2 separate regions of the Homo sapiens genome follow, and region 1 is linked to region 2. Evidence: read pairs that join two places in POLR2A ChIA-PET (ENCODE). Cell type or tissue: MCF 10A. All regions are shown on one strand. Each heading gives the region's core, and the rest is flanking DNA. Links, peaks and the distances in the headings are about the cores only.

What was found. ChIA-PET counts read pairs that join two places held together with the same protein. Peaks named below come from ENCODE experiments on the same cell type or tissue, not always from the same donor. Only the 100,000 strongest peaks of a DNase experiment are listed, where the experiment ranks them.
Region 1: POLR2A ChIA-PET joins it to region 2 with 9 read pairs; 2 of 35 experiments call an interaction of 5 or more read pairs at or near these places.

The regions. Positions count from the first base shown.
Region 1 is chr13:73,366,408-73,370,805 of GRCh38, reverse strand. No RefSeq gene overlaps it. Among named protein-coding and RNA genes, the nearest start is that of LINC00392, 200 kb to the left of the region's middle. In MCF 10A, for the core only: no CTCF peak of the experiment used is centred there; a DNase peak (open chromatin) is centred at 1,985.
Region 2 is chr13:73,260,203-73,264,600 of GRCh38, reverse strand. No RefSeq gene overlaps it. Among named protein-coding and RNA genes, the nearest start is that of KLF5, 200 kb to the right of the region's middle. In MCF 10A, for the core only: no CTCF peak of the experiment used is centred there; a DNase peak (open chromatin) is centred at 2,590.

The DNA.
Region 1 (4,398 bases), core at 182-4,181, 110 kb before region 2:
AAGGTGCCAGTGAATGATCAGAAGTCACTCCTGTAATCCCAGCACTTTGGGAGGCCAACGGGGGTGGATTACCTGAGGTCAGGAGTTTGAGACCAGCCTAACCAACATGGTGAAATCCCATCTCTACTAAAAATACAAAAATTAGCTGGTCATGGTGGTGCACACCTGTAATCCCAGCTACTCAGGGGTCGGGGGTGGCTGAGGCAGGAGAATTTCTTGAACCCGGCAGGTGAAGGTTGCAGTGAGCCAAGATCATGCCACTGCACTTCAGCCTGGGTGACAGAGTGAGACTCTGTCTCAAAAAAAAAAAAAAAAAAAAATCCAAAGAAGGCTCTAAGGACTGCAACTTGAAGGAGTATGAGATTGGATGAGGGAAAAGGATAATAAACTCTACTTAGACCCACTGAATTTTGAGTGGCTAGAAAGAAAAACTATAGGAATTCAAACCATCCATGAGAGAGCTGGGGTCCAGGGATTAAGGAGAAACACGCGCAGAGTGGCAAGTTATAGCATTCATATTTGTTGATTCCATGCCTCTTAGCTAAGCACAAGAAAATCAGCAGCATGTGAACAAACAGGAAAGCAAGTAGCTGCCTGACTGAGCTCTAATCAACTGATTTGGAAGAAAAATTCAACTTGATTGACTGGCTTGCATTATAGTGACAGCAATAAATCCTTTTGGCCAAACAGAATTTGGTTCAACTTGAAACGTATGCTATGTATTATTGCTTTGCATGCTGAAATATTCATATATCTTGGGAAAGTATCAAAAATTATGTTTTTCTTTTCAAAGAGTGGAATGTAAAATACCCACCAAATCCTCCTGGATGGCGCCTGGGTGAATGTATTCCTTGTTATTTCATTTAAGCTGCTAAATATCTATTAGAGTAAAATTATGGGCTCTTTGCACATGGCATTTTCACTTGTAGCTTCCTGTGTGCCAAAGCAATAAATGTGATTCAGAGCCCTCCTTTTTGTAAGGCAGGTCCACCTCGGGGCTAGTTATTGCCTTACTAGTGGCCAATGGTCCCTAAGAAAAACTGTTTCCCCTATGCACTAATCCAGAGGGACTCAGAAATGGAAACCAGATTTTTTTTTTTTTTTCTGAGATTGGGTCTCACTCTGTCACCCAGGCTGGAGTACAGTGGCATGATCATGGTTCACTGCAGCCTCAACCTTCCAGGCTCAGGCAATCCTCCCACATCAGCCTCCTGAGTAGCTGGGACTACAGGCGTGCACTACCATGCCTGGCTAACTTGTTTTTATTTTATTTTATTTTATTTTTTGTAGAGATGGGGTTTCACCACGTTGGAGAGCCCAGATATTGGATAGACACAATGACAAACCAAAGCTACCTGCTAATGTTAGGCTTTCTTTAGAAAACCTCAAGACACTAGCAATTAAACTTATCAGAGGCTGTCACTCTGTGACCTTCACTCTGACCCAGGAACTGCTCTCTCCCGAAATGACCCACGCACCTTACAAAGTCAGGATGACTCCTTTCTCTCTGTCTTTTTTTTAATTAATTTTAAGACTTCCTTCTCTTTAAGCTCTTTCCACTTTACTACAGAGTATATTTCAAGTTTTTCAGGTGAGTCACCTGTATCCTCCTTTGCTAAGCAATGAATAAAAGTGGAGGGTTGGGGTATATAATTCAAATGCTTTATAAAAAAAAAGGCTGTTCCCTTTTTTAAACTATACTAACTTTCCCACCACATATAATGAATAAGTACAAGTAAGACATTGAGGTCAACAGCTTTATCAAAGCACAGAGCTGTCAGGTTATAGGACAGGATATTTGCCAAATCAGAATGCATAAACTTTTCGTATGGAAACTAGAACATGAATTAAGCTCATATCACTCAAAAAGAGCTGAATGCATCTGAAACCAAAGCACGCTGTCAGCCACCTCCATTTGCTCCGGGCGCTGATACCTTGATTAGCTATGCAAGAAGCTACCTGCTATTTTAGAATTATATGAAGTCACCTCAGGGTATCTACAAGCTTCTCACGCACAAGATACTGACTTTTTTTCCTCCTTCTTCTTGGCTTACAGCACAGTTGTTGCTACATCCAGGTAAATACTATATCAGGGATTGTTATTGCATAAGCTGTCATTAAGGCAGCTTGCCTTCTCACAGAAAAATCAGTCTGCAAACAATAATGGTTTGTTGCTAAACCCCTCTAAGACTGAAAGAACCTAGAGTTTTTGTTTTCATTTTGTTTTCTTTTGTTTTTGAGTAAGTACTCCCCTAACAGATTAAGGAGCTGAAAGCTTAATTTCTAAAAAGGATTTTTTTTTTAAATAATAAAGAATGTTCCCTTCACCCCGTCTTTTTTTGTTGTCTGTTTTAATAAATTACCTTCTCTCCTAAAATAGTAACTAAATTTATAGGAGCAAAAGAGTAGCTTACATGATAGGTATCTACCAAACGAAGCTGCCAGTGTACATAGTATTACAGGTACCATGCAGTTCAACATGTTTTTACCTGAGGTACATAGATTCTGTTTTGATACTAGACTGTTTGAAAACATTTTCAGATGAAAACTGATCATGAACGTGAAGGACTGACAGCTCAGACTTCAAAAGCCAAGGTTAATCAGGGCTTTTGTATATTTTCGCAAATAAATATATTAACATAACTAACCTTTGACCTGTACCGTCCTTAATCTTTCAGCCCCAAGCTTCTGGGAAGGGTGTAACAATTCTGGCAAACTGATCTGTGCCAAAGAGAGTGCTGAACACTTACTATGGTGTAGATCGAAACCACCTTAATCACTCACCTTTCATCTCCCCAGAGTTCTAGAGTGTAACTTATTCAAACTGTTCTTAGACTTCTTAAACTTAATCTTCTCCCACAAAACTTGACAATTTCATATATATATATATACACACACGCACACACACATGTATGTATATACATATATAAAGACAAGTACCAAATTTCTGCTTCTGCTCGTTTAGCTCAGAGGCATTTCCCAGCCCTGACTCCTGGTACAAACCATCAAAAGTGTTGCTCAGAATTGGAGTCTACATCAGACCTAGACTCAGATTGTAATCCTTTGCAACTAGCCCCTGTGCTTGCCCCTTCCTGGTGTTAGCATGTACAGTCTGTAAGTCCAATCTGCCCCGAGGCCTTAATAAAATTTCCTTTGCCACACATGCAGTTATTAAGCATGCAATTTATATTGCCAGGTGCAAAACTTTCTCATGCAAATCTCTTTGACCTGAAGTAACCAAATGCACCTAGAAAGAAGAGTTTACTGCTTACTCCACAGATCCACAGTAAACGCCATCAATCACATCTTGTTCTCTCTTACTGCAAATTGCCGTGGCTTAATTAGACATAGCTGAAATCCAGGCAAACCTATCAGGGTCTATCATGGATGAATTGAACCACGGCTTTGCAACAGGATTAACTTTAGTCTTTGTGACTTTTACAAATAAAGAAGGTGAGAAAAATCTTAAGCGCTCCACTCCTGTGATGTGAAGGCTACCCGGCTGGTGAATGGTTCTGACTCAGGTCATTCTGATCACATAGGCTATGAAAAACTGATATGAAATCATTATTGCTACACATAGTATTTCAAAACTACGCCAAATTCTCTAACTCTGAAATCAGACTTCCAGGTGATTAGTGAGTGTTTTGGGGAGGAAAGTGTTGGAACTGGAGACTCCTTTCCAGTGTGGAATTGTTGAGTTTCCCTGGATGTCACCCATGGACTAAGACAGGAGGTTGAGAATCTCAGAAAGATTACCCAGTTACAACCCTTAACCTTCCATTCCCAGAGAAACTGAGATTAGTTCCCTAATAGCATGCAGGAAAATGGGGGGACACTTTTTTTTTTTTGAGAAAAAGTCTTACTCTTTCGCCCAGGCTAGAGTGCAGTGGTGTGATCTCGGCTCACTGCAACCTCCGCCTCCCGGGTTCAAGTGATTCTTGTGCCTCAGCCTCCCAAGTAGCTAGGATTACAGGTGCCCACCACCACACCTGACTAATTTTTGTATTTTTAGTAGAGACGAGGTTTCACCATGTTGGCCAGGCTGGTCTCAAACTCCTGACCTCAGGTGATCCACCCTCCTCGGCCTCCCAAAGTGCTGAGATTACAGGCCTGAGCCACCTCGCCGGCCTTGAGGACACTTTTCCAGCCCTACTGCTGAGGCACAGGAGCCTCCAGGGGTCGGTCCATGAGTATTTTCCCTATCAATGTCACTGGTCTCCAAGGAACAATAGGTGAATGTGCTTGAAAGGCTCCCCTTGTCCCTGAAATCAAAGAGAACACTTTGCCATTGGCTAATTGCTTATTTATTCATTCAACAAATAATTATTCACAGTATACTAAGTTCTTGCGTGCATGCATCATTACACTGGAAACATTATAACAGGAAACCCTAGT
Region 2 (4,398 bases), core at 244-4,243:
ACTCTCCTATAAACCTGGCTTTTGTCTTACCCCTTTCAGTAAAATGAGGCTTCATTATTAAGCTAAGAAGTAGTAGGCACTTTCCTATCTCCCTCATCCCGCCCAAATAGTTTATTATGCCAGATAAATAAGCAGGTTAGTAAGTAGGTGGGCAGGTGAACAGATATATCTTCTTTTCTGCTTCTGTCTATGGGAAACCAGTCTTTCCCTTTCTTAATCCATGGATTTTGTTGGGTGGACCAAGTAGATTAACCCTTTTGAACACAATAATGGAGCCAGTGGTTCTCGCTCCGTTTCTGTCTCTCCCTGTCTCTCTCTGTCTTCTCTACTAAGATTTTAGGCACAAAGGATCACATAAGCCTGAACTGTCAGGGTCCATCTTTCCAGAATGAGCAGAAAGTCAGTCTGGGAATGAAGCCAGAACAGATGAAAGCACAGATAAAAGATGGAGAGAGAGAGAAAGAGAGCTGATCATTGTTTGATTTTCTAGATCCAGCCTTTGAAAAGCCACAGATTCTCTTTTCTGCTATGCCTAATCTGAGTTTCAGCTCTGACACTTGACAAACTTATTACTGGAAAGGATTATATTCAAATGCTAACCATGCCAACTGTGAGGTCTGTGTTTTCTGCTTTATCTGTATTTTCTTTTTTTTTTTACAATGATTATCTTTTACAGTCAAGTGCTGCATAATGACGATACAATCACCAAGAAACACATATACGATGGTGTTTCCACAAGATTAAAATGGAGCTGAAAAAGTTCTACCACCCAGTGATGTAGCCATCTTAACATCGTGGTACAACACATTACTCACATGTTTGTGATGATGCTGATGTGAACAAGCCTACTGTGCTGCCAGTCATATAAAAGAATAGCACAGGCAATTATGTACAGCATATAATACTTCATAGTGATAACAAAGGACTATGTTATCGGTTTATGTATTCACTATACCATACTTCTTATCATTATTTTAGAGTGTGTTCCTCCTATTTATAAAAAAAAATAGTTACCTATAAAATAGCCTTGGGCAGGCCCTTCAGGAGGTATTCCAGAAGAAGACATTGTCATCATAAGAGATGACAGCCTCATGCATGTTATTGCCCCTGAAACCTTCCAGTTTTTAGAGGCAAGATGTGGAAGTGGAAGACAGTGGTATTAATGATCCTGACATCATCAATCGTGACGTCAGCCTAGGCTGATGCGTGTGTTTGTCTTAGCTTTTAACAACAACAACAACAACAACAACAAAAATGGGCAGAAAATAGATAAAAAGCTTTAAAAATAGGAAAATACTTATAGAATAAGGATATAAAGAAAAAAATTTTCATAGTTTGACAATCTGTTTATGTTTTAAGCTGCGCTTACAAAAAAGTCAAAAAGTTAAAAAAATAAAGTTTATAAAGTAAAAAAGTTACAGTGAGCAACATTTAATGTATTATTGAAGAAAAAATATTTGCTACAAATTTAATGTAGCCTAAGTTCATAGTGTTTATAAAGTCCACAGTAGGGCCAGTCACAGTGACTCACACCTGTAATCTTAGCACTTTGGAAAGCCAAGGTGGGAGGACACTTGAGGCCAGGAGTTTCAGACCAACCTGGGCAACATAGCAAGACTTGTCTCTACAAAAAATTTAAAAATTAGCCAGACGTGGTGGCACATGCCTATATTCCTAACTACTTGGAGGCTGAGGGGTGGGATCACTTGAGCCCAGAGTTTGAGGCTGCAGTCAGCTATGATCGTGTCACTGCACTCCAACCTAGGCTATAAAGTCTCAAAAATAAACTAACAAATAAAAATAAAGTCCACAGTAGTTTACAGTAATATCCTAGGCCTTTACATTCACTCACCACTCATTCACTGATTCACCCAGAAATGCCGTATACAGGTGTACTGATATGGTTTGGATTTGTGTCCCCACCTAAATCTCATGTCACATTTTAATCCCCAGTGTTGGACGTGGGGCATAGTGGGAGACGAATGGATCATGGGGGCAGATTTCCCCCTTGCTGTTCTCATGATAGTGAGCGAGTTCTCACGAGATCTGGTTGTTCGAAAGTGTGTGGCACCTCCTGCCTTGCTCTCTCTCTTCCTCCTGCTCCAGCATGTAGGTCATGTCTGCTTCCCCTTTGCTTTCCGCCATGATTGTAAGTCTCCCGAGTCCTCTCCAGCCATGCTTCCTGAACACATGTGGAACCGTGAGCCAGTTAAACCTCTTTTCTTTATAAATTACCCAGGCTCATGTAGTTCTTTCTAGCAATGCAAGAACGGACTAATACATCTGCCATTTATTATCTTTTATACTATGTTTTTACTGTACTTTTTCTATGTTTAGATATGTTAGATACACAACTACTTACCATTATGTTATAGTTGCCTACCAAATTCAGTACAGTAACATGCTATACAGTTTTATAGCCTAGGAGCAATAGGCTGTGCCATAGAGCATGAGTGTGAAGTAGGCCACACTATCTAGGCTTGTGTGAGCACATTCTATGATGTGCACAGGATGATGAAATTGCCTGACAATGCATTTCTCAGAACATGTCCCCATTGTTCAGCCATGCATGACTGTACTTGTGTGATAAAAACAACTTACGTATAAAAATGATTTAGTAGAGCTGGGGATATTATAGAAATAGGTGACTCAGACCCCATCCTTCTGGATTCCTCTTCCCATGATGAGAAGGCCGGAGCCCCCAGGCTTGCATTTAATTCTGGCAGCTGCATACTTACCTGCCTTATCTCTAGATAGCAGTTCCTAGGGCAACGGCCAGGTCTTACTCAATTTTGCAATCCCAGAACCCAGCACCATACCTGACACAACAATTATCACTCGTTGTGGGTTTGTTGACTCTACGACTTAAAGGAACTCAAGATACTTATAATCTTGTTAGAAAAACAAGAAGCACATGGAGAAGGCCATGTGCATCGTTCAAAGCAACATATCATTGCCAAAATTCACAGTTCTAGCACTTACAAGAAATAGAGTGAAAGAGAAAATCTAATGAGGAGAATTGTCCCCATTTCTTTCCAATGCCATGCCCAAGACCAGTGCCATCCGGTAGAAATATAATGTAAGCCATATATGTAACTTTGCAGATGTGAGGTCCTGGGTGAGGAAGCAACCTCTTGAGCTAAAGACAATCCTGCCTGTGTAGTTTTACATTATCTAGTAGCCCCATTTTAAGAAGTACAAGAAACAGGTGAAGTTTAGTAGTTTATTATATTACATCCAAAATATCCAAAATATTATCGTTCAACATGTAATTAACGGAAAATATCAAGCTATTTTACTTCCTTTATGTATACTAAGTCTTAGACATCAGGATACGTATTTTACACTCACAGCACATTTCAGTTCGGACCAGCGACATTTCAAATGCTCAACAGCCACATGGGGCTAGTGATGCCATTCTGGAGAACAGGTCTATACAATTAAAACTCCCAGAATATGCAGAGTTGAATAACCTGCCCTTCAGTAACCCAACATGACTGCCCCTGAGTGGCCTATTGCGATCCAGACACATACCCCCAGCATGCTCACTGCCTCTTCTCCCTAGGAGACCTGGAGTTATAGGACAAGTAGTGAGATGCCGATGCCACTCCCAGCTTCCAATACTAGTGCCTGACCCAGAGGGAGGGCTCAATACATTTTAGTTCAATGTTGAACCCTCATTCCCTTTTCTTTCATAAAGAACCTGGTCTCATCAAAATACCAACAGTTCTTCACCCTTTACCATCATTTTTCAGAAGGAAATTCTAAGAAACTACTTCAGGCCAGCTATTGAAGCAGGCTTCATGAAACTGGTCACACCAGCTACTTCAGATCCCCTCTCTGAAGAGAAAGGAGGAGAGAAAAGAGGAAAACAGAAACAGAAGTTCCTGTTCAACACCTCAGAAGTCCACACCGAGTGACACTACTGGCCCAGGCTACCTTCTTTTCTTTTCGCCATGTCCTTTTGTTTGGCTGCTGTGATTTTTAAGTATTTGAGTTTGAACAAATTAGCTCTGAAGGGAAGAGAATTTCCACAACATGAAGGGGAAACAAGAAAATTTTAAATCCAGTGTGTTTTCCAGCTTCCCATCTTCACACCAAAATAAAATACTGACACTCATGAAAGCTAATCATAATAAGCAAACTAGGAACCTCTGGAGCCCAAACAAAATGAGAAATCAAAAATAAAGATGCATTTTTAATAGTCCTAAACATCTCATTCCAAAACTGTTTGAAAATTAGACCTCAGAGGCAAAGTTCCTTTTAAGTAAAGAAACACGATTTCACTGTCAAATGGGAGAATGTAATTCCCTTGTCAAAAATCCCTTTATTTTCACTGAGTGCCATGGATTCAGAGCAGAAAAGGGGGAAAGCTTCCCCCTGGCCTCTGCATATGAT